3 separate regions of the Homo sapiens genome follow, and regions 1 and 3 are each linked to region 2. Evidence: chromatin loops called from intact Hi-C (ENCODE). Cell type or tissue: heart left ventricle. All regions are shown on one strand. Links, peaks and the distances in the headings refer to the core of each region. The heading gives the core; the rest is flanking DNA.

Evidence for each region. A loop is a pair of places that touch in the nucleus more often than their neighbours do. Peaks named below come from ENCODE experiments on the same cell type or tissue, not always from the same donor. Only the 100,000 strongest peaks of a DNase experiment are listed, where the experiment ranks them.
Region 1: it touches region 2 in a loop (9-fold over the local background); 45 of 110 quality-filtered maps call a loop at or near these places.
Region 3: a loop joins it to region 2, with 2.9 times the contacts of the local background. A loop is called at or near these places in 40 of 110 quality-filtered maps.

What each region holds. Positions count from the first base shown.
Region 1 is chr19:43,533,510-43,542,434 of GRCh38, reverse strand. ZNF575 (zinc finger protein 575) reads right to left here. Exons shown (of 4, transcript NM_174945.3): 1 at 8,914-8,925; 2 at 8,533-8,640; 3 at 7,934-8,098; 4 at 6,348-7,406. The coding sequence starts at 8,012. The coding sequence ends at 6,748. Among named protein-coding and RNA genes, the nearest start is that of ZNF575, 4.8 kb to the right of the region's middle. RefSeq lists a silencer at 8,832-8,925. In heart left ventricle, for the core only: a CTCF peak has its summit at 6,769 (motif pointing left); DNase peaks (open chromatin) are centred at 6,774, 7,234 and 8,344; H3K4me3 peaks cover 899 bases; H3K27ac peaks cover 543 bases.
Region 2 is chr19:43,647,948-43,657,717 of GRCh38, reverse strand. It overlaps PLAUR (plasminogen activator, urokinase receptor), which reads left to right. Exons shown (of 7, transcript NM_002659.4): 4 at 1,078-1,239; 5 at 2,145-2,279; 6 at 5,347-5,493; 7 at 8,575-9,139. The coding sequence ends at 8,828. Among named protein-coding and RNA genes, the nearest start is that of CADM4, 13 kb to the right of the region's middle. In heart left ventricle, for the core only: CTCF peaks have their summits at 5,026 and 5,229 (motif pointing right); a DNase peak (open chromatin) is centred at 5,243; H3K4me3 peaks cover 404 bases.
Region 3 is chr19:43,559,422-43,569,191 of GRCh38, reverse strand. It overlaps XRCC1 (X-ray repair cross complementing 1), which reads left to right. Exons shown (of 17, transcript NM_006297.3): 3 at 8,172-8,282. Among named protein-coding and RNA genes, the nearest start is that of XRCC1, 11 kb to the left of the region's middle. RefSeq lists an enhancer at 5,607-6,107. In heart left ventricle, for the core only: no CTCF peak of the experiment used is centred there; a DNase peak (open chromatin) is centred at 6,181; H3K27ac peaks cover 932 bases.

The sequences.
Region 1 (8,925 bases), core at 3,659-8,658, 120 kb after region 2:
GGGGGTTTGAGCAGGACAGAGGCCAGGGTCAGAGGTAGGTTTGAGATCTGACCTTTGGGTAACCTTTTATTGGACATTCCAAGCCCTTTCCCAACTTTTGCCTCATCAACCAAGGGCTACCAGTCTCACTCCTGTCTCTTTCTGGACCTTTGTTTTTGCATCTTTAAGATGAGGGTGGTTTATTATTATTATTATTATTATTATTATTATTATTATTATTAGAGACAGGGTCTTGCTCTGTTGCCCAGGCTGAAGTGCAGTGGTGCAATCATTGTTCACTCCAGCCTCGAACTCCTGGGCCCAAGCGATCCTCCTGCTTCAGCCTCCTGAGCAGCTGGGACTATAGGCATGTACCACCACACCTGATAAATTTTCTATTTTTTGTAGAGATGGGCTCTCACTATGTTGCCCAGGCTGGCCTCGAACTTCTGGCCTCAAGCAGTCTTCCCGCCTTGGCCTCCTAAAGTGCTGGGATTACAGGTGTTGAGCCACACTGCCCAGCTAAGGGTGGCTTTAGACTTCATGTTCACTCATTCGTTTGCTCATTCACACTCCCACCGATAACTCACCATGTTAGTTTTGTACTACTGCTATAACAAATTATCACAAGCTCAGTGGCTTAAAATAATAGAAATTTATGATCTTACAGGTTTGGAGGTCTGAAGTCCAAAATGGGTATCCTTGGGCTAAAAATCAAGGTAGGCAGGGCTGCGTTCCTTCTGGAGGCTTGAGGGGAGAATCTGTTTTCTTGTCTTTTCCAGCTTCTAGAAGCCACCCACATTCCATTCACCTTCTATATTCCAGGCCTGCAATGGCCTGTTGAGTCCTTCTCACATCCCATCACCCTGACCTTGACTCTTCTGTTCCATACTTCCACATGTAAAGATCTTTGTTATTGTAGGCCAGGCGCAGGGGCTCACGCCTGTAATCCCAGCACTTTGGGAGGCCGAGGGGGGTGGATCACCTGAGGTTGGGAGTTTGAGACCAGCCTGACCAACATGGAGAAACTCCATCTCTACTAAAAATACAAAATGAGCCGGATGTGGTGGCATATGCCTGTAATCCCAGCTACGTGGGAGGCTGAGGCAGGAGAATCGCTTGAACCCGGGCGGCGGAGGTTGCAGTGAGCTGAGATCATGCCATTGCACTTCAGCCTGGGCAACAAGAGATCTTTGTGATTACATTAAGCCTACCTAGATCATTTGGGATAATCTCCCTGTTTTTTTGTTTTTGAGACGGAGTCTTGCTCTATCACGCAGGCTGGAGTGCAGTGGTGTGTTCTTGGCTCACTGCAACCTCTGCCTCCCAGGTTCAAGCAATTCTCTGCCTTAGCCACCCGAGTACCTGGGATTCCAGGCGCCTGCCATCATGCCCAGCTAATTTTTGTATTTTTAGTAGAGACGGGGTTTCGCCATGTTGGCCAGGCAGGTCTCGAACTCCTGACTTCAGGTGACCCACTCGCCTCAGCCATTCAAAGTGCTGGATTACAGGCGTGAGCCACTGTGCCCAGCTGGGATGTGAACATCTTTGGGAGGCCATTACTCTGCCTACCAAAGCCACCATGTGGGGGACACTGGGAAGACAGTATGAAAAAAACAGTAGTCCCCGATCTCATTGGCCTGACATTGTACAGGGGGAGAGAGATGGTGCACGTGCAATGCAACCTTGGACAGTGGGAAATGCTGTGAGAGCAAGGAAAATAGAGCATTGTGAGTGACAGAGCAATGGCAGGGTCCTGGTAGTTTATAGATAGGATGATTGGGGATGGCCTCTTGGAGGACTTACCCCTCTGCAGGGACCTGGGAGAAGTAAGGAGTATCTGAGAGAGCCCTTCCAGGTAGAGGAAAAGCAAGTGCAAAGGCCCCGAGGCAGGAGCGAGCATTATGTGTTCAAGGAACAGCTGGGTGGGTGTCAGGCTATCAAGAGACCTAGGATCCACCTAGACTCAGGTACTGCCCTGTGGTTTGGTTGCCAATAAATCTCATCTTTCCTGGCCTCATTTCCCCAATCTGTAAAAGTAAGGTTGGACCAGATCAACGCCCTCTCACATGAGTATGTGTCTTTGAAATTTTGCTGCTGGTGTGGTTGCTTTGGAGAAATTCTTCCGGACAGTTCTCTGCATAAACGTGGATACAAGCAGCACTGCTGGGTTGGGAGGACAGAGTAGAACCCTTACCCCTCCCAAAACCTTCCCCGAAATGCCTTACTGAGTAGAGTGCAGTTCAGCAGCCTGCTCAGTCCTAGCCCTTAGGCTGGACACTTTCTTTTCTCCTACTTTTATTTTAAGTTCGGGGGTACATGTGCAGGATGTGCAGTTTTGTTTCATAGGTAAATACATGCCATGGTGGTTTGCTGCACAGATCATCCCATCACCTGAGTATTAACCCCAGCGTGCATTAGGTATACTTCCTGATGCTCTTCCTAGCCCCCCACCCCCACCCCCTGACAGGCCCCAGTGTGTGTTGTTCCCCTGATGTGTTCTTTTTTTTTTTTCTGAGGCAGAGTCTCACTCTGTCGCCCAGGCTGGAGTGCAGTGGCATGATCTTGGCTCACTGCAACCTCTGCCTCCTGGGTTCAAGGGATTCTTGTGCCTCAGCCTCCCGAGTAGCTGGGATTACAGGCGTTTGCCACCACGCCCAGCTAATTTTTGTTTTTTAGTAGAGGGGGGTTTTGCCACGTTGGCCAGGCTGGTTTTGAACTGACCTCAGGTGATATGCCCGCCTCCACCTCCCAAAGTGCTGGGATTACAGGCGTGAGGCACCATGCCCGGCCATGTCCATGTGTTCTCATCATTCAGCTCCAACTTATAAGTGAGAACATGCAGTGTTTGATTTTCTGTTCCTGCGTTAGTTTGCTGAGGATAATGGCTTCCAGCTCCATCCATGTCCCTGCAAAAGATGTGATCTCATTCCATTTTATGGCTGCATAGTATTCCGTGGTGTATATGTACCAAATTTTCTTTATCCAATCTATGGACACTTTCTACTCTCTCACTCCTTCCACCACAACTTTCAGATCTCAGTTCAGACATTACATCCTCAACAAGGCCTTTCCTAACCTCCACTGTATAATAGGATATGCCAGGTACACACTCTTAAAATACTATATCTCATCCATCCTAGTCATAACTTTACATTCATTTATGGTCACATTTACCCATGTTTTCATCTATGATTTACATTCTTTTGTCTCTTAAGGATACTGTCTCTACTTCTGGAGTTACTAAGATAATTCTTCTTATTTCCATGTAAATATTTTTGAGTTCTTCTCTTCAGATTTAGATCTTAAACTCCCAGAAACTTGTTTTTGCATATGGTGTGAGGTAGGGATCTGCAGTAGTTTCCCATTGTTGCTGTAACAAATTGCCATAAGCTTAGTGGTTTTAAACTACACAAGTTAATTTTATTATAGTTCTGGAGGTCAGTAGTCCAAAATCAGCCTTATTGGGCTAAAATCAAGTGTCAGCAGGGCTGCAATCCTTCTGGAGGCTCTAAGGAGGAATTTATTTCCTTGCCCTTTGTAGGCAAAATTCCTTGACTTGGGGCCTTTCATCACTCGAATGTTTGCTTTCATGATCACCTCTCTCTGTCTTCTGCGTCCTTCTTTCCCATATAAGGACCTTTGTGATTATATTGGGCCTATCTGAATAATCAGGATAACTTACCCATCTCAATCACATCTGCAATGTCCCTTTTGCTACATGCAAGCTAACATACAGGTTCTGGGGATTCAAATGTGGATATCTTTGGGGGATCATTCTTCTACATACCAGGGGATTCAACTTAATTTTTCCCCATGTCTCTTAGCCTTATTTATGATTAGTCTGTCCATCCTCCACTCATCCATGTCAAGGCTCAACAAACTATAGCCCATAGGCAAAATCCAGCCTACCTAGTGTTTTGGTAAATGTTTATTGGAACACAGCCATGCTCATTCATTTATGTATTGTAATGTGTGTGGCTGCTTTCCTGCTACAGTGGCAGAGTGGAATAGTTGTGGAAGACACTGTATGGCCTGCAAAACTTAAACATATAACAGATGCAGCTGGGCTTGGCGGCCCACGCCTGGAATCCCAGGACATTGGGAGGCCAAGACAGGAAGATCACTTGAGGCTAGGAGATTGAGACCAGCCTGGGCAACATAGTGAGACCCCATCTCTACAAAAAAATTTACAAAAAAAATTTAGCTGGGGGCTGGGCGCAGTGACTCACGTCTGTAATTCCAGCACTTTGGGAGGCCAAGGCAGGTGGACCACTTGAGGTCAGGAGTTAGACCAGCCTGGTCAACATGGTGAAACCCCATCTCTACTAAAAATACAAAAATTAGCTGGGCATGGTGGTGCACACCTGAAATCCCAGCTACTCAGGAGGCTGAGGTAGGAGAAGCTTGAGCCCAGGAGGCAGAGGTAGGTTGCAGTGAGCGGCGATCATGCCACTGCATTCCAGCCTGGACAACAAAGCAAGACTCCATCTCAAAAATAAATAAGCCGGGTGTGGTGGTGCTTGCCTGTAGTCCCAGCTACTTGGGAGGCTGAGGTAGGAGGATCGCTTGCGCCCAGGAATTCAGGGCAATGAGCTGCGATTGTGCCACTGCACTCCAGCCTGGACAACAGAGCAAGACCCTGTCTAAAAAACAAAACAAAACAAAACAAAACAAAAAAAACCCAATGCCCTTTGACTTACAATGATGCTACATCCGGATGAACCCATCATAAAGTTGGAGAATCCTGAAATCAAACCATTGTTAAGTCAGGGGACATCTGTACTCTTTGGCCCTTTATAGAAAAAGGTTGCCACTCCCAGGTCTACAGGTCCAGTTTGTCATATGTCAGCATAAGCACAGGTCTGTTTCTGAGCTCTCAATTGTCTTCCACTGGCCCGTTTTCAAGCCACCACCACCAATTTCATTACTGCACAGCTTTGTAATCTTGTATCTGGGTTGAGGGGGTGGGGAGCCAAGGCTCTCCTACTTGTTCTTCTAAATGGACTTGGGGCCGGGCATGGTGGCTCATGCCTGTAATCCTAGCACTTTGGGAGGCCAAAGTGGGAGTCCAGAAGTTCAGACTAGCCTGGGCAACATAGACCCTGTCTCTACATACATACACACATGGATGAATGAATGACTTGGCTGCTGCTGCTTTTTTTTTTTTTTTTGAGGCAGGCTCTCTGTCGCCCAGGCTGGAGTGCAGTGGTGCAACCTTGGCTCACTGCAACCTCGTCTCCCGCGTCCAAGCGATTCTCATACCTCAGCCTCCCAAGTAGCTGGGATTACAGGTGCATGCCACCATGTCCAGCTAGTTTTTGTATTTTTAGTAGAGATGGAGTTTCGCCATGCTGACCAGGCTGGTTTTGAACTCCTGACCTCAAGTTATCCGCCTGCCTCAGCCTCCCAAAGTGCTGGGATTACAGGCCTGAGCCACTCTGCCTGGTCTGCTGCTGCTTTTTAAAATTAGTGTTCACTTTCCTCACTAGACAAGGTCTGTCTTCAATGCTGTGTCCCCAACACCCCATGCAGGGACCAGCACACAGGAGGTGCTTAGTATTTGTGGAATGAAGAACATTCCAATGTTAGCTTGTTCATCCTTATTTTATAATGAGAGAAACAGGCTCCATAAGGGGAACTGACTTTGCCTGAGGTGTTGCTTGCCCCTTACAAATGCCTTATAACCCACCCATTTTACAACAAAGGCATCTGAATCCAGAGGAGTGACAAAGCTTGTCCAAGGCCTGGCAACTTGTAAGAAGTGGGTCAGGGATGGGTCTGAATCTTGGGCTTTTTTTGTTTTTCTTTTTGAGATGGGGTCTCGCTCTGTCACCCAGACTGGAAGGCAGTGGCACCATCACAGCTCATGGCAGCCTTGACCTGCCAGCTCAAGTGATCCACCTTCCTCAGTCTCCCAAGTAGCTGGGACTAAGGTACATGCCACCACAGCCAGCTTTTTTTTTTTTTTTGGTAGAGATGGTGTCTCGCTATGTTGCCCAGACTGCTCTTGAACTGGCCTCAAGCTAACCAAAGTGCTGGCATTATAGGCGTGAACCACCACACCCAGCCTGAAGCTTGGGCTTTTGAATGTCTTTAAATGGTCAGTGGTATATACCCTTTGTTCTTGCTCTTATCACCTAGTGTATCGGAGATTTTTCCACATCAGTACATATAGCGCTTCCTTTTTTCCTATGGCTACCTATTCCATTCCATGGCTGTAATTCAATAGTCGGTCCCCTGTTCTTGGGCACTTGAGTTGCTTCCAGTCTTTGGCCACAACAGTCGCACTGCAGTGAACACCCTTAACACTATGCTTTTTTTTCACATTCATGAGTTTATAGAATAAATTCCTACAAGTGGAAGAGTTGAGACAAGCATGTATGTATTTTCAATTTCTTAGATACCGTCATATGGCCAAAGTGGAGACACCAGTTTAAACTTTTAACAAGAGAGCCTGTTTGCCCACAATCCTCATCAACCCACGATAGTAGCAGACTTTTTACCTTTGCCATGTAAGTGTGTGGGGAGAAGCAGAGCCAGCGCTGTCAAACCACAGCTCCACGTCCATGGTTTGAGATCTCCCCAAAGCAGGGGAGCAAAGAGTTCCTCGGGCTTCTGAGCTCGAGCCCAGTATAAATGGCCAATCCCTTGCCCTGCCCTCTGCCAGCTATCTGGAAGAGGCGAGCTCATACAGTCGGTCTTAGAAATCCCACCTCTTACTGGCTAGGGCTGGCGGCAGAAGGGGACAGTGAGCCAAGGGAGGGCTCAGTCTCTCTCCCCCTTGTGCTCCACCTGGTGGTGGCTGCGTTGATGAAGGAGCAGTAAGCGTCTCTGGCCAAAGGCCTGGCCGCAGCTGGAGCATCGGTGCCAGGCAGTCGCCTGGCTGCCGGGCGCGGTTGGGGGGTCGTGACATAGGCGATGGGCGGCCAGCTTGGAGGGAAATGAGAAAGCCTTGGGGCAATGCGGGCAAGGATAGGGGCGGGCGTCGGTGGCGTGGTGCGTGTGGCGGTGGGCCGCCAGCTTGGAAGGGTAGCAGAAGGACTTGGGGCAGTCGGGGCACGGGTAGGGGCGGGTGGGTGCGTGGGTCCAGAGGTGAGCCGCCAGCTTGGAGCGGTGGCCAAAGGACTTCGGGCAGTGTGGGCACGGGTGCGGGCGGGCGCCGCTGTGCGTGAGGCGGTGGGCTGCCAGCTTGGAGGGGTAGGAGAAGGCCTTGGGGCAGTCTGGGCATGGGTGGGGTCGGGCGCCTCCGTGTGCTAAGCGGTGCGTGGCCAGCTTGGACGGGTACGAGAAGGCCTTGTCACAGTCGGGGCAGCGGTGCGGGCGCTGGGGCGGGGGCCGCCGGCGAGGCCGGGGAGGCGAGCCCGCGGACGCGGTGGGCCCTGGAGCTGACTGGCTGGGCTTCTGCGGTGGGCCCTGGTGGGGAGCTGGGGGACAGGAGGGCTGGTGGGCTCCAGGAAGCAGCCAACGCCCTGGGCCTAGGCCAGGCTCCGCCACGACTTTGATATTCGTGGGGCTCCTCCAAGTGTACCTGGGCACCTCAAGCATCACATTGAGACTCCCCAAATTGCATGTTTCTGCTCCCCCCTCCCCCCAGGCGTCATTCTGAGGGACTCCAAAGGGTTACTTTCCTGGATCCCCAAAGCTACTAAGGCTTCCTCAAAGCTACCAAGGTATCCGTTTCTAGTATCTTCCCAGTGATCACCCTGACATCCCGCATGTCATCCCTGACCCGTCCCTTCTGTAAGGCTCATTTCCTGAGCCTTAGCAAATGGTCACTGAGGCTCTCTCTGAGCCAAATGGGAGGATTTCCCAGAATGTGGCAGTTTTGGGGATCCCAAATAGTCATCACCCTAGGGCCCTCAAATTTTCACCCTGAGATTCCCCCAGAATGTGATTATTTTGGCCCCCGTTCCTGGAGAATGCTCCCTACTCACAGGCGGGGCACTCTCACCTTCTTTGGTCACTGGTTCCTTGCCAGTGGGACTAGGATCGGTAGCCCCGGCCGCGGACTCCGCGCCTCGCTCCAGCATCTTGCTGGCACAGGAACCTAGGGGCAGGGCGCGGGGCGGGGGTGACGCCGGTGATGACCAGGCTGATGGGGATAGGGTTGGAGGGCCTAAAATGAGGGATCACACTGTTTAGGAGCAAGGTCTGCAAGTATGGGATGCTAAGGCGGGGGCAGGCTTAGCGGGGAGGCGGAGCCTAAGAGCACAGTGAGCGGGGCTATGCAAATTCAAGCCAGAGGCAGTCCCTTCGCTATCTAAACCCAGGGTTGGAGTCTTTCAGCAGAGTGGGCGGAGTCTCCACAACTAACTCAGCGGCCGTCTTAAGCGCGGAGCCGGCGGGGCCTATGCGCAGAGTGGGCGGGACCTTCCCCACCAGACCCTGCAGTCCTGGAATGGGCGGGGCTGTACAAAAAAAGTCTTGTTCTGAAACTAGACCCAGGGGGCGGGGGCCTTCGAGCGGAGTGGGCAGGTCTTTCATCACCGTCCCAGGGGAGGGGCCTATGGGCACAGTGGGCGGGGCTTCACGTCGAAGACCTAGCTTTACCCGGCTTTTGACTTAGTCTCAGTTCATTGACGCCGCGTCAACTGCGCCCTTCTTGCCGTTAAATTTCATCCCTGGCTTGGATGGGGCCGTGGAGGATAGAGGGGGGACCTGGAGGAAGATACGGAAGGAACCTGGCATGCGTCGCGGTCCAGAGACCCCTAATGGACTTTTCCCTCAGAGTCCCAAGCGTAAAGGATTCAATGCACCCCTCGGAATCAGACATTCAGGCACCGATGCACCCTCCCGAGGCTCTGGCACCAATGCACAGTCCCTCCAGCATCTCCAGAATCTAGGCGTCCGGACCACAACCGATCTCCCTCGGGGTGATTCTGGCATTCAGCCTGCAAGCCAATATCCGCGCCCGAACCCCTGCGCCCTCACCTGCAGGACGGC
Region 2 (9,770 bases), core at 2,642-7,641:
CTGGCCCTGCCCTCCTGGGGGCTCACAGTCCAGTAGAGGAGACATACCTGTCACCAGACAGTGACCACCCAGAGTGGGATGGGGGAGTACAGGGGTGTGTGGGAGCCTGGTGGATCAGGAAGGGCTTCCTAGAGGAGGTGAAATTAGAGCTGACACCTGAAGAATGAGTAGGAGTTAGGGAAGGCAGAGAGCAAAGGAAAGGTGTTCTAGACAGAAACAACGGCATATGCAAAGGCCTGGATGCCAGGGAACATGTGTCGTCGCAGACTGTGGGAAGTCAGTGTGGAGCAGAGTCTCAGGGTGTAGTGGAGGGAGACGAGGCAGGAGAGGTGCTCAGGCCCCAGTATTTGATAGGCTTTGAATCCCATGCTGAGGATCTTGGAATTTATTTTCAGGGCAGTAGGGAGCTATGGAAGAGTCTTGAGCAGAGGAGAGACAGGGTCAGATATGAGTATTAGAAATATCCTTCTAAGGGCCCGAGTGCAGTGGCTCATGCCTGTAATCCCAGCACTTTGGGAGGCCAAGGCATGTAGATCACTTGAGGTTAGGAGTTCGAGACCAGCCTGGCCAACATGGTGAAACCCTGTCTCTACTAAAAATACAAAAATTAGCCCAGCGTGATGGTGCACGCCTGTAGTCCCAGCTATTCGGGAGGCTGAGGCAGGAGAATCACTTGAACCCGGGGAGTGGAGGTTGCAGTGAGCCAAGATGGTGCCACTGCGTTCCAGCCTGGGTGACGGAGTGAGACTCTGTCTCGGGAAAAAAAAAAAAAAAAAGGAAAGAAATGTTTCTAGGGCCATGTGGAGATGCTGCACTGGGGTGAGTAGGGGGTGACAAGAATGGAAACCCAGAGGCTAGGGAGGTAGCTGGAGTTGAAGGAGGTCTGAGCTGGACTGGTCCATGGGGCTGGAAAGGAGGGGGTGGATTCTAGAAAGATTCAGCAGGCAGAATAGGCAGGGCTCAATGACTGGCTGCAGGGTGGGATAAGGAGGAATTGATTTTGAGTGAGTCCTTGCAGAGCTGGGGCTCCAGGACTGTCCCCATGGAGTCTCACTCCCCTCCCCCTCTTCCAAACAGGCCGGGCTGTCACCTATTCCCGAAGCCGTTACCTCGAATGCATTTCCTGTGGCTCATCAGACATGAGCTGTGAGAGGGGCCGGCACCAGAGCCTGCAGTGCCGCAGCCCTGAAGAACAGTGCCTGGATGTGGTGACCCACTGGATCCAGGAAGGTGAAGAAGGTGAGCCCCAACCTGCTGGCAACTCCTCCTCCCTGCTCTGCTCCTCCCTAAGACTGCACTTAACAAACAACCCCAAAGTAACAGGGATGTCAGCAAGGGACTAAGTTCTCTCATACACAAGAGGTCCAGTGATAGGAAGTCCAGGGCCACAAGGACAGGTCCAGAGTCACCAGGAACCCAGATGCCTTCTCATTTCTTTTTATTTATTTATTTATTTATTTTTTGAGACAGAGTCTTGCTCTCTGTCACCCAGGCTGGAGTGCAATGGCATGATCTTGGCTGGCTGCAACCTCCGCCTCCCAGGTTCAAGTGATTCTCCTGCCTCAGCCTCCTGAATAGCTGGGATTACAGGTGTGCATCACCACGCCTTGCTAATTTTTGTATTTTTAGTAGAGATGGGGTTTCACCATGTTGGTCAGGCTGGTCTCAAACTCCTGACCTTGTGATCCACCCGCCTCAACCTCCCAAAGTGCTGGGATTACAAGCGTGAGCCACCACGCCCGGCCACCCTCTTGTTTCTTACACATTACTTCCATTCTCAAAATGCCTCATAGTCTAAAATGGCTGCCAGAGCTCCGGGTCTCACATCTAAGTTCCAGGAAGGAGGAAGAAGGAAAGAAGGGACAAAAAAGGGGGCACTCCTCCTTTTGTAAGGGTTCTCCTTTCTGGAAGTCCCATAAAGCACTTCTATTTATATCACATTAGTCCGAACTTCATCACATGACTACCTGGAGAGGCTGGAATATGTAGTTTTCGACAAGATCTATGACTGTTCTAGATAAAATGAGGGTCTTATGATGAAGGGTGAAGTAGAGAATGGTTGAATGCCTGCTATTTCGGGCAAATCCCATCTTAGTCCCTCATTCACAATCTGACATCTGACCTCTGTCCCCTGGCCCCCATAGGGCGTCCAAAGGATGACCGCCACCTCCGTGGCTGTGGCTACCTTCCCGGCTGCCCGGGCTCCAATGGTTTCCACAACAACGACACCTTCCACTTCCTGAAATGCTGCAACACCACCAAATGCAACGAGGGCCCAAGTAAGGAACGGGAGACACAGGCAAGGCCTGGGGTCGGGCAGGGGCATGCACTCAGGCAGACAGCTGCGCAGTCACTCTCTGGCAATCAAGTCCTCTCTGGGCCTCTGTTTGCTTTTCTGAAAAATGGGAGTATCAGGCCTTTTTTTTTTTTTTTTTTTTTTTGAGACGGAGTCTCACTCTGTTGCCCAGGCTGGAGTGCAATGGCGTGATCTCCGCTCACTGTAAACTTCGCCTCACGAGTTCAAGCGATTCTCCTGCTTCAGCCTCCTGAGTAGCTGGGATTACAGGTGCCCACCATCACCCCTGGCTAATTTTTCTATTTTTAGTAGAGATGGGGGTTTCACCATGTTGGCCAGGCTGGTCTCGAACTCCTGACCTCAAGTGATCTGTCTGCCTCAGCCTCACAAAGTGCTGGGGTAACAGGCATGAGCCACTGCACCCAGCCAGGCCTTTCTTCAAAGAAGAACTTCGTAAGGATTCAATGATACTATCAGCCCTCGCCAAGACCTGTGCTTCCTGTCTCTTTTGTCTCTCTCAAATTTTCCCACTCCTCCCCTGCTCCACTGCCACCACCTGGGCTGAGCCACGCTGACTTCTTGCCCAGGTTGTTGCAATGACCTCCTCTCTGGTCTCCCTGCTTCCACTCCTGCCACCCTACAGCCAAGGCTCAACCCAGCAGCGAGTGATTTTTTGGGGGGTATGGGGGGGACAGGGTCTCGCTCTGTCACCCAGGCTGGAGTGCACTGGCATGATCATGGCTCACTGCAGCCTCAAACTCCTGGGCTCAGGAATTCTTCCCACCTAAGCTACTGGAGTAGCTGCGACTACAGGTGCATGCCACCGTACCCAGCTAATTTTGTATTTTTGGTAGAGATGGGGTCTTGCTTTGTTGCCCAGGCTGGTCTTGAACTCCTGGGCTTGGCCTCCCAAAGTGTTAGGATTACAGGCATGAGCCACCATGCACCACCAATTTTTTATTTTTTAATGTAAATCAGATCATGTCACCCTCCTTTCTCAGGCACTTCAATGACTTCCCCTTCCTCTTAGAATAAGATCCAAAGACCTTATTCTGTTGGCCTATGTAATCTGGCACCTGTCTGCCTCACAGTCTTTGTTTAGATTCGTTTTTGGGGTTTTGTGTTTTCTTTAGACATAGGGTCTTGCTCTGCCACCCAGGCTGGGGTGCAGTGGCACAATCACGGCTCACTGCCACCTCAAACTCCTGGGCTCCAGTGATCCTCCCACCTCAGCTTCCCAAGTAGCTGGGACTACAGATGCGCATCATTGCACCCAGCTACATTTTTTTTTTTTTTCTGAGATGGAGTCTTGCGCTGTTGCCCAGGCTGGAGTGCAGTGGCGCGATCTTGGCTCACTGCAAGCTCCGCCTCCCGGGTTCACGCCATTCCCCTGCCTCAGCCTCCCGAGTGGCTGGGACTACAGGCACCCACCACCATGCCTGGCTAATTTTTGTATTTTTAGTAGAGACAGGGTTTCACTGTGTTAGCCAGGATGATCTCGATCTCCTGACCTCATGATCCGCCTGACTCAGCCTCCCAAAGTGCTGGGATTACAGGCGTGAGCCACCACGCCCGGCCGCACCCAGCTAAATTTTTAAAACTTTTGTAGAGATGGGGTCTCACTATGTTGCCGGGGCTGGTATCAAACTCCCAGGCTCAAGCAATCCTTCTGCCTTGACCTCCCAAAGTGCTGGGATTACAGGCATGAGCCGCTGCACCTGGCCTTCATTTAGTTTCTTTCTTTCTTCCTTTCTTTCTTTTTTTAGATGGAGTCTCGCTCTGTCAGCCAGGCTGGAGGGCAGTGGCGTGATCTTGGCTCACTGCAACCTCCGCCTCCCAGGTTCAAGCGATTCTCCTGCCTCGGCCTCCCAAAGTGCTGGGATTACAGGCATGAGCCGCTGTGCTGACGTTCATTTGGTTTCTATAATCACCAAAGCCCATCTGGTCTCATGGCCCTTGCAGATGAATATCCTCCCTTAGAACACATCTTCCCCAAGAGTTCACCCTGCTGGCAACTTCTCATCCATTAGGCCTCAGCTTTAATGTATCATCTTCAGGGATGCTTTCACTGTCCCTCCCCTCCAGTGTAATCTAGATCCCTGTCTCTATTACCCAGCACTGTCAACAGATAGAAATGTTCCCTATCTGTCCTGTCCAATATTACAGCCACCACTGTATGTGGTCAGTGAGCACTTGAAATGTGAACTGAATTTTAAGATTCGATTTAATATTAATTTATTTAAATGTAAACAACCACATGTGGCCAGTGGCTACCAGATTGGGTAGTGTAGCTCTAAATTGTAAATTCTGGCTGGGCACAGTGGCTCACACCTGTAATCCCAGCACTTTTGGAGGCGGAGGCGGGAGGGTCGCCTGAGGCCAGGAGTTTGAGACAAGCCTAGGCAACATAGCAAGACTCCGTCTCAAAAAAAATTTTTTAGTAATAATAATAGTAATAACTTGTAAGTTCTGGCCAGGTACAGTGGCTCACACCTGTACTCCGAGAACATTGGGAGGCTGAGGCAGGCAGATTGCTTGATCCCAGGAGTTTGAGACCAGCCTGAGTAATGTGTCAAAACCCCATCTCTACAAAAAACAGAAAAATTGGCTAGGCATGGTGGTGCACGCCTGTAGTCCCAGCTACTCAGGAGGCTGATGTGGAAGAATCTCTTGAGCCGGGGTGGTCGAGGCTGCAGTGAGCTACAATTGCGCCACTGCACTCCAGCCTGGGCAACAAACTGAGACCCTGTATCAAAAATAAATAAATAAGTTGTAACTTTTGTGAGAGCAAGGACAGTTTCATCTTACATAGTTTTACCCAGCACCCAGCACGGTGCCTGGCCAGAAATGGGACTCATGGGGAGTTGAAAGTTGGGGTTTCTCTCAAGCCCTCGAAAACCATCCCCCTCCAAATGCCATTCAGACGCCTGACCACAAGGTGGCTCCATGACATCTCTGGCTCGGAGTGGAAGTCCTGGGGAGGTCATTCAAGGAAGTGGAGATCCAAGCACTAATTTTCTTGGTCTCTGTGTCTCTGGTCTTCTCCTAAGTCCTGGAGCTTGAAAATCTGCCGCAGAATGGCCGCCAGTGTTACAGCTGCAAGGGGAACAGCACCCATGGATGCTCCTCTGAAGAGACTTTCCTCATTGACTGCCGAGGCCCCATGAATCAATGTCTGGTAGCCACCGGCACTCACGGTGAGGCCCTCTCCGAGGCTGGGAGGGAACACTTATTGGGGGTGGAGAGTTCCGCAAGAGATTGACTTCCAGTTAAGCTGGAGTTAACTGTGGTGGGTCTCCCTGTGGAAAAGGTGGGATTTCCTTCAGGTGGGTGAATATTATTGTAAGGAATTAGGACTTGTCCATCAGGATGTGGACATTTTTGCCATGGAAAAGTGGAATTCCGGCTGGGTGCGGTGGCTGAAGCTTGTACTCTCAGCACTTTGGGAGGCTGAGGCCGGAGGATCTCTTGAGGCCAGGAGTTTGAGACCAGCCTGGGCAACATAGCAAGACCCCCATCTCTACAAAAAGAAAAATGGAATTCTTTGGTGGATTTCTCGTGGGTTGTGGGGATTTGCTGAAGACATCTTGGGCTTTCATCCTGTGGTGTCCTGGAAAGGTCTCTGTATTCCAGTGGTTCTCAAACTTTTTGGTCTCAACTTCTTCATGCTTTTAAAAATTATTTTTGGCCAGGTGTGGTGGCTCACGCCTGTAATTGCAACACCTTGGGAGGGTGAGGAGGAGAACCACTTGAGGTCAGGAGTATGAGAGCAAGCCTGGCCACCATGGTGAAACCCTGTCTCTACAAAAAATTACAAAAATTAGCTGGGTGTGGTGGCGTGCACCTATAACCCCAGCTACTCAGGGGGCTGAGGCACGAGAATCACTTGAACCCAGGAGGAGGAGGTTGCAGTGAGTGGGGATCACCCCACTGCACTCCAGCCTGGATGACAGAGGGAGACTTTGTCTCAAAAAAAAAAAAAAACTCTTTATTGTTTATATCAGTGATTTCTATAGATAAATGCCACATTAAAATTAAAACTGAGAACCAGGAGTGGTGGCTCACGCCTGTAATCCTAGCACTTTGGGAGGCCGAGGTGGGTAGATCACCTGAGGTCGGGAGTTCAAGACCAGCCTGACCAACATGGTGAAACCCCATCTCTACTAAAAATACAAATTAGTCGGGCATGGTGGCACATGCCTATAATCCCAGCTACTCGGGAGGCTGAGGCAGGAGAATCACTTGAACCTGGGAGGCAGAGGTTGCGGTGAGCCAAGATTGTGCCATTGCACTCCAGCCTGGGCAACAAGAGTGAAACTCCGTCCCAAAAAATAAAATAAAATAAAATTAAATTAAAATTAAAACTGAGAAATCTTTTTTTTTTTTTTTTGAAATGGAGTCTTGCTCTGTCGCCAGGCTAGAGTGCAGTGGCATGGTCTCAGCTCACTGCAACCTCCCCCTCCTGGGTTCAAGCAATCCTCCTGCCTCAGCTTCCTGCATAGCTGGGATTACAGGCATGAGCCACCATGCCCAGCTTATTTTTGTAATTTTAGTAGAGACGGGGTTTCACCATGTTGGCCAGGATGGTCTCGATCTCCTGACCTCATGATCTGCCTGCCTCGGCCTCCCAAAGTGCTGGGATTACAGATGTGAGCCACCGTGCCCAGCCAAAACTGAGAAATCTTTAAAGATTTATTTATGAATTCATCTTATAACAATAAAAACTCATTACACATTAAGATAAATAACATTTTAATGAAAAATAAGTATAGTTTCCAAAGAAAAAATGTAATGATAGCCAGGCATGGTGGCTCATGCCTATAATCCCAATACTTTGGGAGGCCAAGGTGGGCGGGTCACTTAAGCCTAGGGATTTGAGACCAGCCTGGGCAACATAGCAAGATCCTGTCTCTACAGAAAATACAAAAGTTAGCTGGGCATGGTGGTGCATGCCTGTAGTCCCAGCTGCTTGGGAGGCTGAGGTGGGAGGGTCACTTGAGCCTGGGAGGTGGAGGTTGCAGTGAACGGAGATTGCACCACTGCACTGCGGCCTGGGCAACAGAGCGAGACCCTGTCTTAAAAAAACAAACAAAGAAACAACAAAAAAAAAACCAGCCAGGCGCGGTGGCTCACGCCTGTAATACCAGCACTTTGGGAGGCCAAGGCGGGCAGATCACAAGGTCAGGAGTTCGAGACCAGCCTGGCCAATATGGTGAAACCCCGTCTCTACTAGAAATACAAAAATTAGCTGGGCATGGTGGTCGCGCCTGTAGTCCCAGCTACTTGGGAGGCTGAGGCAGAAGAATTGCTTGAACCCGGGAGGCAGAGGTTGCAGTGAGCCGAGATCGTGCCACTGCACTCCAGCCTGGGTGACAGAGTGAGACTCCATCTCAAAAAAAAAAACAAAAAAAAAGCGTAATGAGAAAACTGGCATTATTTTGCTGTGTTGCACATCTCTTTAATGTCCAGCTTAATAGAAGACAGCTGGGTCCTCATGGAAGCTTCTGCTTTCAGTCTCTTGCAATATCACATGTCCTGGAGTTTTTGGAAAAGCCCATTGTACACTTATGAGAGTGAAAAAGCCATGTGAAATCACAGATCTCCTGAAAGGGTCTCTGGGGTCCCTGAGCCACACTTTAAGAACCGCTGCTCGCTTCCTTTCTTTCTTTTTTTTTCTTTCCTTTTCTTTCTCTGTCTCTCTTTCCCTTTCTTTCTTTCTTTCTTCCTTCCTTCCTCCCTTCCTTCCTTCTTTCCCTTCTCCTTCCTTCCTTCCTCCCTCTCTCTCTCTTTCTTTCTTTTCTTTCCCTTCTTCCCTTCCTCCCTTCCTTCTTCCCTCCCTCCCTCCCTCCCTTCCTTCCTTTCTTTCTTTTTATTTGTTTTTTGAAACAGGGTCTCACTCTGTTACCCAGGCTGGAGTGCAGTGGCGTGATCATAACTCACCACAGCCTCCATCTCCTGAGCTCAAGTGATCCTCTCATCTCAGCCTCCCAAGTAGCTGGGACTACAGCTGTTTTTTTCTTTTTTATGTTTGTAGAAACAGAGTTTTGCTATGTTGTCCAGGCTGGTCTGGAACTCCTGGGCTCAAGCTATCCTCTCTCCTTGGCTTCCCAAGGTGTTGAGATTACAGGCATGAGCCACCACACCTGGCCCTGAGAACTGCTGCTTTCTCTAGGTGGTAGTGAAGGTGGCACCCACTGCAAGGTGGCAGGTCACCTACTGGAGAATTCCAGTCCTGGGCCCAGGAGCTGGAAGTCTCACTCCGTCTTCTCTTTCCTCAGAACCGAAAAACCAAAGCTATATGGTAAGAGGCTGTGCAACCGCCTCAATGTGCCAACATGCCCACCTGGGTGACGCCTTCAGCATGAACCACATTGATGTCTCCTGCTGTACTAAAAGTGGCTGTAACCACCCAGACCTGGATGTCCAGTACCGCAGTGGGGCTGCTCCTCAGCCTGGCCCTGCCCATCTCAGCCTCACCATCACCCTGCTAATGACTGCCAGACTGTGGGGAGGCACTCTCCTCTGGACCTAAACCTGAAATCCCCCTCTCTGCCCTGGCTGGATCCGGGGGACCCCTTTGCCCTTCCCTCGGCTCCCAGCCCTACAGACTTGCTGTGTGACCTCAGGCCAGTGTGCCGACCTCTCTGGGCCTCAGTTTTCCCAGCTATGAAAACAGCTATCTCACAAAGTTGTGTGAAGCAGAAGAGAAAAGCTGGAGGAAGGCCGTGGGCCAATGGGAGAGCTCTTGTTATTATTAATATTGTTGCCGCTGTTGTGTTGTTGTTATTAATTAATATTCATATTATTTATTTTATACTTACATAAAGATTTTGTACCAGTGGACAAGGCCAGGTATGCCCTTCTTTGTAGTGTCTATCTTTGGGAGGATAAATGGTGGGGGACACCTTTTCACAGGCTCCTGGAATCAGGGGTCATGTTTGAGGCCCCTGCCTAGGTTGGAAGTCCTCCTGGGGGCTGCCTCCACATCTATTTCTGGACTCCAAATGCTGACAGAGCAGGAGCACTGCCATCTTGAACAAACACCACCATTCTTAGTTCCTCTTGATTAAAAATCGGCTAAATCCGGACGTGGTGGCGGGTGCCTGTAGTCCCAGCTATTCGGGAGGCTGAGGCAGGAGAATGGCGTCAATCCGGGAGGTGGAGCTTGCAGTGAGCCGAGATTGCACCACTGCACTCCAGCCTGGGTGACAGAGCAAGACTCTGTCTCAAAAAAAAATCAGCTAAATCCAGCCCCAAAACATCAGCCTAATGGCTACCATCAGCATAACCAGAAACATTCCAACCCTAAGATAAACCCCTCTCTGACCAGAAACATGCCAACCCCCAGATAGCCTCCCTTCCGACCAGAGACTTTCCAACCCCACAATAAACTTTTCCTCACATGAAAACATTCCGAACCTAGATAAGCACCCCCTTCCAAAACTCTTAAATATCCTTAGTCTGTAAAAAAAAA
Region 3 (9,770 bases), core at 3,886-8,885, 90 kb after region 2:
CTATTGTCATTTCTGTATAGTATTCTGTTGTATTGAGATAACTATTATGGTTTTATTTATTTATATTTGATTTTCTTTTTTAAACGGAGTCTCACTATGTTGCCAAGGCTGGTCTTGAACTGTTGATCTCAGGTGATCCCCCAACTTGGCCTCCTGAGTAGCTAGGACTATAGGTGCACACCACCACACCCAACTAATTTTTTTTTTTTTTTTTAAGCTTTTTGGAGGCAGCTTCCTGAGTAGCTGGGATTACAGGGATTACAGACAGAGCCACAAAGACCTGGCCATTGGGGTTTTATTATATTTGCTTTCTGAATGGGTATTATATGCATATAGTGCAAAATTCAAAAGGTGCAAAAGGGTATACACTAAAAAGAAAATCTCCCCTCACCCTTTCCATCCCTCCCTGCTCCCTCCCCAACTCCTGCTCCCTCCCCAACTCCTGCTCCCTCATTCTTCTCTCCTGATGCAACCACCATTAGCAGTTTTTTTGGGTGGTCTTCCTGGGTCATTCTGTACACATACAAGCATATATACCTACCGCCTCCATCCCTTTTTAAAAAATTCATAGTATATACACTGTTCCCTTGTGTGTTTTTTTTCAAGTAACAGTGTATTTTGGAGATGCACACTGCATGAAGTTCTACCTTATTTATTTATTTATTTATTTACTTACTTACTTACTTACTTACTTTGAGACAGAATCTCGCTCTGTCACTCAGGCTGGAGTGTAGTAGTGCGATCGTGGCTCACTGCAACCTCCCCCTCCCAGCTTCAAGTGATTCTCCTGCCTCAATCTCCCTAGTAGCTGGGATTACGGGCACATGCCACCAGGCTTGGCTAATTTTTGTATTTTTGGTAGAGATGGGGTTTCCCCATGTTAGCCAGGCTGGTCTTGAATTCCTGACCTCAAGTGATCCTCCTGCCTTGGCCTCCCAAAGTGTTGGGATTACAGGCGTCAGCCACGCCGTGCGCAGCCTACCTTATTCTTTTAAATGATGCATACAATTGCATTTCATGGCCGGGCGCGGTGGCTCACGCCTGTAATCCCAGCACTTTGGGAGGCTGAGGCAGGTGGATCACGAGGTCAGGTGTTCAAGACCAGCCTGGCCAAGATGGTGGAACCCTGTCTCTACTAAAAATATAAAAATTAGCCAGGTGCAGTGGTGGGCACCTGTAATCCCAGCTACCTGGGAGGCTGAGGCAGGAGAATTGTTTGAACCCGGGAGGCGGAGGTTGCAGAGAGCCGAGATCGTGCCACTGTACTCTAGCCTGGGTGACAGAGCAAGACTCTGTCTCAAAAAAAAAAAAAAAAGAAAAGATTGCATTTCATGGATGTGAAACAGTTTTTTAGCAATATATCTCAGGAACTTTGCCTTCCTGTGCCATGTTTGTTTCAGGAACAGTTCATATCAGAACTGTGTCTCCCTGAGAAAGCTGCATGCACACGAACCCAGGCCATCGGTGATAGTCATCTTGTGCTCTTATCCTCACAGCTGATACATACTGAGCACTCATCTCTTATTTTGAGAAAAATTCACATAAAATTTACTGTTTTAACCATTTAAAGTGCACATTTCAGCCAGATGCGGTAGCTCACACCTGTAATCCCAGCACTTTGGGAGGCCAAGGCGGGTGGATTGCTTGAGGTCAGGGATTCGAGACTAGGCTGGCCAACATGGTGAAACCCCATCTCTACTGAAAATACAAAAATTAGCCGGGGGTGGTGGTGCGTGCCTGTAGTCCCAGCTATTCGGGAGGCTGAGGCAAGAGAATCACTTGAACTGGAAGGCAGAGTTTGCAGTGAGCTGAGATTGCACCACTGCACTCCAGCCTGGGCAACAGAGTGAGACTCCGTCTCAACAAAAAACATAAATAAATAAATAAATAAAGTGCACATTTCAGGGTTTTTTTTTTTTTTTTAGCATATTGACAATGTTCTTCAACCATCTCCATTCTCTAATTCAGAATATTTTCATCACTCCAAAAAGAAACCACATAACCATTAAACAGTCACTTCTTATTCTCTCCCCAATGTTGCCCTTGGCAACCACTGATCTACTTTCTGCTTCTCTGGATTTGCGTATTCTGGACTTATAAATGTATACGTGGTCTTTTACACTTAACCTTGTTACACTTTGCATAATGTTTCTGAGGTTCATCCATGTTGTAGCATATATCACAACTTCAGTTTTTTAAATAACTGGATGATATTCCATAAATATACTGTACAATGTTTATCTATTCATCAACTGATGGACATTTATTGGGTTGTTACCATGTATATATAAACCTTTTTTTTTTTTTTTTTTTGAGATTGAGTCTTGCTCTGTTGCCCAGGCTGGAATGCAGTGGTGCAATCTCGGCTCACTGCAACCTCTGCTTCCCAGGTTCAAGTGATTCTCGTGCCTCAGTCTCCTGAGTAGCTGGGACTACAGGCGCATGCCACCATGCCCAACTAATTTTTCTGTTTTTAGTAGAGACGGGGTTTCGCCGTGTTGCCCAGGTTGGTCTTGAACTCCTGGGCTCAAGAAATCCACCTGCCTTGGCCTCCCAAAGTGTTGGGATTACAGGCGTGAGCCACCACCCCAGCCTCCATGTATAAACATTTTTATCAGATTCTTAAAAAGTATTTATTTACTTTTTTTTTTTTTTTTTTTGAGACAGAGTCTTGCTCTGCCACCCAGGCTGGAATGCAGTGGCATGATCTTGGCTCACTGCAACCTCCGCCTCCTGGGTTCAAGCAATTCTCTGCCTCAGCCTCCCGAGTAGCTGGGATTACAGGCGCCTGCCACCATGCCTGGTTAATTTTTGTATTTTTACTAGAGACGGGGTTTCACCCTCTTGGCCAGCCTGGTCTTGAACTCTCCTGACCTTGTGATCTGCCAACCTCTGCCTCCCGAAGTGCTAGGATTACAGGCCTGAGCCACCGTGCCTGGCCACTTTTTTTTTTTTTTAGATGGAGTCTCACTCTGTCACCCAGGCTGGAGTGCAGTGGCATGATTTCGGTTCGCTGCAACTTCTGCCTCCCAGGTTCAAGTGATTCTCTGGCCTCAGCCTCCTGTGTAGCTGGGATTACAGGTGCACGCCACCAAGTCTGGCTAATTTTTATATTTTTAGTAGAGACAGGGTTTCACCATATTGGTCATGCTGGTCTTGAACTCCTGGCCTCAAGTGATCTGCCTGCCTTGGCCTCCCAAAGTGCTGAGATTACAGGTGTGAGCCACTGTGCCCAGCCTGTTGTTTTCTCTCTTGAGACAGAGTCTCACTTTATCACCCAGGCTGGGGTGTAGTGGCTCGTCTCAACTCACTGCAACCTCCACCTCCCAGGTTCAAGTAATTCTTGTGCCTTAGCCTCCTGAGTAGCTGGGATTATTGAGGTGCGTGTCACCACACCCAGCTAACTTTTTTTATTTTTGGTAGAGACAGGGTTTTGCTATGTTGGCCAGGCTGGTCTCGAACTCCTGGCCTCAAGTGATTCTCCCGCCTCCACCTCCCACGGTGCTGGGATTACAGGCGTGAGCCAGTGCTCCTAGCCAGGACTTTTTTTATATACAAAGAAGAAATGTCAGGGAGTGCCTGTTTAAAGTAGAAATAGTTATATATGCAGTAGGAATTGTTCATTTAAAATACAAGCATCTCCATCCTACCACATTTAGGAGCTATGCTGAATATTGTGGGAGAGGTAAAGATGTTGAGTTTGACTCAGGGATGGAAAGAAAGGAGTTGAGAACAGTGGTGGTATTGGACAGTGCTTTGCAGTCAGGCAGTTGCGTCCGAAGTACTCTGCTAGTTATTAGCTTGTGTGCCATGTAAGCTATTGATTAAACCTGTCTGAGCCTCAGTTTCCCCATCTGTGAAACTGGAGTCGTAACAGACCCTTCTATTTAAAGTGGTTTTGAGGCTTCAGTGATGCCCGGCCCATGCTTAGCCAAGTGTGGTGGACAGAACAGTGGTGCTCAAAAGATGTTCATGTCCTCATCCCCAGAACCTGGAAATATTTTAATGGCCAAAGGAGCTCTGTGGGTTTGATTAAATTAAGGATCTTGAGATGGGGAGAGTGCCCTGGATTATCTGGTGGGCCTCACGTAACCCCCAGAGGCCTTATAAGGGAAAGAGGGAGGCAAGAGAGCTGGAACCAGAGCTGTGAAGATGCAAGCAGAGCCTGGAGTGATGCCAGCGCTTTCAGCAGCTTTGAAGACGAGGAAGGGACTGTGAGCCAAGGAAGGCAGGTGGCCTCGAGAAGCCGAAGATGCAAGGAGACACGTTCTCCTCTAGTGCTCCCGGAAGGAAGGAATGCAGCCCTGCCGCATCTAGATTTTAGCCCTGTAAGGCCGAGTTTCAGACTTTTGACCTCCAGATCTGTAAGATATTAAATTTGTGTGTTTTTTTTTTGTTTTTTTGAGACGGAGTTTCGCTCTTCTTGCCCAGGCTGGAGTGCAGTGGTGTGATCTCGGCTCACTGCAACCTCCGCCCCCCCGGTTTAAGCAATTCTCCTGCCTCAGCCTCCTGAGTAGCTGGGATTACAGGCATGCGCCACCACGCCTGGCTAATTTTGTATTTTTAGTAGAGACGGAGTTTCTGCATTTTGGTCAGGCTGGTCTCGAACTCCCTACCTCAGGTGATCCGCCTGCCTCAGTCTCCCAAAGTTCTGGGATTACAGGCGTGAGCCACTGCGCCTGGCCAAATTTGTGTTTTTAGCCACAAAGTTTGTGCTAATTTGTACAACAGTAACAGGAAACTCATACACCAAGCACCTGGCACATGGTGAGAATCCGAAAATGTTAGCCATGATGATCCTCTTGTGACAGATGGGACACCCAGGCAAGCAGCAGAGAAGGGGCTCAACAGGGCCACTTGGTAAGGGAGGACAGAGCCAGAGTTACTGCTTAATAACTCTTGAGTAGTAACTTCTGCAAACGGTTGCTGGGCGCCTGTTCTGCGTCTGTCTGTACATCCATTGGGAATGCAGTAGAGGCCTGCTGTGTTAATGATATTCGCAGCTGACATTTATGTAGTGTTTGCTCGGTGCCAGGCAGTATTCCAGGCACTTGGTATGTTATTTCTCATTCTTGGTATGGATTTGAATGTTCTCAACAACTTTATGAGATAGACGTTGTTATTGTCCCCATTTCATAGGTTCGAAAACTGAGGCACAAGGGGTGAAATGAAACCATTTGCTCCAGGATCACACAGCAGGAAATCAGCAGAGCTGGGAAGGACCAGACACTGTTCTTGGCCTTGGGGACACAGTAGGGAACAACTCAGACGATACTGTCCTTGCTCTTGTGGAGCTTAAAAGTCTGGCGGGAGAGACAGATGCTAGACAAATACAAACAAAAAAGATGTAACTGTGTAACACCAGGCAGTAATCATGAAGAAAAGTAAAGTCGGGTAGGGAGATAGAGAGTGGCACCAGGTAGGGGGCGAGGTAGGTTACTTATGGTCTGAAGTGACATCTGAGTGGGCACCTGAAGCACAGAAGGCAAACTTTTACCCAGCTATGGATATGTTTGAGGGAAGAGTGGTCTAGGCAGGGGGATTGGCAGGTGCAGAGGCCCTGAGGTGGGAAGGAGCCAGACTGTTCTTGGCACAGAAGGGAGGCCGTTGTGGCTGGTGGAAAGTCACCAAGCCTGGCCTGGGGAGCAGTCAGACTGGGACTTCTTGTTATTGTTGTTTTTGTTGTTGTTGTTGTTTTTGAGACAGAGTCTCACTCCATCGCCCAAGCTGGAGTGCAGTGGCACAATCTCGGCTCACTGCAACCTCTGCCTCCCGGGTTCAAGTGATTCTCCTGCCTCAGCCTCCCCAGTATCTGGGATTACAGGCGCTCACCACCATGCCCGGCTAATTTTAATTTTCATATTTTTAGTAGAGACAGGGTTTCACCATGTTGGCCAGGCTAGTCTCAAACTCCTGACCTCAAGCGATTCACCTGTCTCAGCCTCCCAAAGTGCTGGTATTACGGGTGTGAGCCACCACACCTGGCCCAGACTGGGACATCTCATGAGCCCAGGCAGCACTGTACACTGCCCAGGGCCCAGGGCTGGGAATGGCGGTGGAGGCAGGGGAGTCAGCAGGAGGTCTGCCGGCCTCAGCCTTAGGCAGGCCCTTCCTCCAGCACCATCTTCCTCCTCTAGCACGTCAGTGGTGTGATGGAGGAGCACGCGTGGACTGTTGCCAGCCTGCCTGGGTTCCGGTCCGGCTTTGCCACCCACCAGCTGTGAAGTTACATAACCACTTCCTGCCTCCGTTTGCTCATGTGTAAGATGGAGATAATTATAGCAACTGCCTGGCAGAGCCATTGCAGGAGAGTAGATACATGTATTATTAGCAGGAGTCTGGCACACCAGGAGCGCTCAGTGCACTCGGATGTTGGCCGCAGTTGTGGTTATAGTTGTTAATTCTGTGTCATCTCAACTTCCTTCAGAGGGAGGGTAAGTTTTTTTTTGAAGACAAGGTCTCATCACTCTGTCGCCCAGAGTACAGTGATGCGAACATGACTCACTGCAGCCTTGACCTCCCCAGGCTCACGCGATCCTCCTTCCTCAGCCTCCTGAGTAGCTGGGACCACAGGTATGTGCCACCATGCCTTGCTAATTTTTGTAATTTTTGTAGAGACAAGGTCTGGCTATGTTGCCCAGGCTGGTCTTGAACTCCCAGCCTCAAGTGATCCTCCCACCCCAGCCTCCCAAAGTGCTGGTTATAGAGACGTGAGCCACTGCGCCTGGCCAAGGAGGGAGGGTTGTTAATGACCATCTTCCCTTTTTGCATGTGAGGAAACTGCCTCACAGAGACGTTGAATACGTCACCCAAGGTTGTGCAGGTTGGAAATGGCATTGCTGTATTTGAGCCCAGGCCTACCTCACCCCAAGTCCAGGCTCCCTCCTTCCATACAGTGGTGTTCCTGTTGATAGCAGTGTGCAGGTGATGTCTAGATGATCTGACAGGGAGGCAACAGAGCAGATTGGAGCATCTGTCATCACCAGGGGTGGGAGAGGGCAGTGTAGGGTGGACTAGGTACCTTGGTTTTTTTTTTTTTTTTTTTTGTGACAGAGTCTCGCTCTGTCACCCAGGCTGGAGTGCAGTGGCATGATCTCTGCTTACTGAAACCTCTGCCTCCTAGGTTCAAGAGATTCTTGTGCCTCAGCCTCTTGAAGAGCTGGGACTACAGGCATGTGTCACCATGCCCGGCTATATTTTATATTTTTAGTAGAGAAGGGGTTTTGCCATGTTGGCCAGGCTGGCCTCAAGTGGTCCACTGCCTTGGCCTCGCAGAGTGCTGGATTTACAGGCTTGAGCCACTGCACCTGGCCCAGGTACCTTTGAGAGTTGTAATAATGCGTCATTCTAGGATCCTAATAAAAGAGCCCCAAACTGGAAGGCAGGACACTTGCCTCAACCTAACTGCCTCCCGTGCCCGCATGGCCCGCACGGCTTTCTGCATCTTCATCTGTCAGACAGGAATGGCAGATCCTTTGAGATGAGCCCTCCTATAGGTAGCTCTTTTCTTCTTTCAACAAATAGTTGTCTAGCACTGACTAATAATACCTCCTGACTGACAGCAGATAATTGCCTACTCTTCGCCATGCCCTGTGGCCATTATTTATGTGCATGATCCTAGATATGGTGGTCATTCCCATTTTACAGATGAGAAAACTGAGGCTCCAAAAGGTTAACTGGTATGGTCATACAGCTAGTGTGCAGCACAGCTGGGATTCAAACCCAGGAACCAGCGGTGAGCAAGATCGGACAAAGCCCCTGCCCTCAGGGAGGTTTCCTGGAGTCCTCTGCGATTGTGGGTGAGGGGTGACATGTGCTGTTTGTCTGCATGATGATTTGAATAAAGTTATAACTCTGGCAAGTGCTTATCAAGGAGAGCTCTATGGCAGTGTGTGATAAGCTGACCTGGTGGAGTCTGGAGAGGTCAGGGAAGCAGGTATGTGTGAGGTGGGCGCGTATGCATTCATTCAGTGACTATTTTGTGAGTTTCTGCTCCATGCCATACCCTGTGCTGCATGGAGGGGACACATGGCACCATTCAACCCTGGTGTGCCCCCTCACAGAATTGACATTACAGGGACATGGTGATCCAAAGGAGATTCATCCTGAGGTCCCACAGTGAGCCCAGAGGCAGAGCAGGCACTGACAGTGGCCTCTCTCTCTGCCCACAGTTGGAGAAGGAGGAGCAGATACACAGTGTGGACATTGGGAATGATGGCTCAGCTTTCGTGGAGGTGCTGGTGGGCAGTTCAGCTGGAGGCGCTGGGGAGCAAGACTATGAGGTAAGCAGGGCTATGAGATGGATCCCATACTGACCTCTGCCCCTCATGCTCGCATCACCGTCTCCCCCAGGGGCTGGGGCTGGGAAGACATGGGGCAGATGTGAGTCACACCTGATTGCTGCCCTCTGGAGGATCACCCAGTGTACGGAGGAGACAGAAGGCAGACACAGGGCGGTAAACTGCACATCAGGGAAGAGAGCAAGTTTGGATCATGGCTTAAAATGACACAAATGTATTATTCGACTGTTCTGGAGGTCAGAAGTCTGAAATCACTCTCACTGGGCTAAAATCTAGGTGTAGGCAGAGCCCTGTTCCTTCTGGAGGCTCTAGGGGAGAATCCATTTCCTTGCCTATTTCAGCTTCTAGAGTCCATCTGCCCTCCTCAGCTTGTGACCCTTCCTTCATCAAAGCCAGCACTCCTGTCACTCTAACGCCTGCTTCCACTTCCATTGTTACTTCTCCAACTCTGACTCTCTTGCCTTCTTTTTTTCTTTTTCTTTTTTTTTTTTTGAGACGGAGTCTCGCTCTGTCGCCCAGGCTGGAGTGAGTGCACTGGCGCGATCTCAGCTCCTTGCAACCTCTGCCTCCCGGGTTCAAGCTATTCTTCTGCCTCAGCCTCCCGAGTTGCTGGGACTACAGGTGCCCACCACCACGCCCGGCTAACTTTTTTTTTTTGTATTTTTAGTAGAGACGGGGTTTCACCATATTGGCCAGGCTGGTCTCGAACTCCTGACCTCGTCATCTGCCCGCCTCAGCCTCCCAAAGTGCTGGGATTACAGGCGTGAGCCACTGCGCCTGGCCTTCTTTTTCTTTTGTTCATTTTTTTTTGAGACAGGGTTTCATTTCCGTTGCCCAGGCTGGAGTACAGTGGCGTGTTCTCAGCTCACTGCAACTTCTGCCTCTGAGGTTCAAGTGATTCTCCCACCTCAGCCTCCCAAGTAGCCAGGGCTACAGGTGCACACCACCACTCCTGGCTAGCTTTTGTTATTTTTTATAGAGAGAGGGTTTCACTGTGTTGCCCAGGCTGGTCTCAAACTCCTGGGCTCAAGTGATCCACCCACCCCAGCCTCCCAAAGTGCTAGGATTACAGGCATGAGCCACCACACCCAGCCCTCCTTTCTTATAAAGACCCTTATGATGACACTTGGCCTACCCGGATAATCCAGGGGCATCTCCCCCATTTCAACATCTTCAAGTTCATCACATCTGCAAAGTGCCTTCTGCCACATTTCCAGGTTCAGGGATTAGGATGTAAACATCTTTGAGGAGCTGTTATTCTGCCTGTCTCCTATGTTTTCTTCTAGAAGCTTTCTATTTTTAGATTTTACATTTAGATCTCTGTTTCATCTCAAGTGAATTTTTGTGTATTGTGTGAAGCAGGGGATAAGGTTTATTTTTTCTGTATCTTTTTTTTTTTTTTTTTTTTTTTTGAGATGGAGTCTCACTCTGTTGCCCAGGCTGGAGTGCAGTGGCGCGATCTCGGCTCAC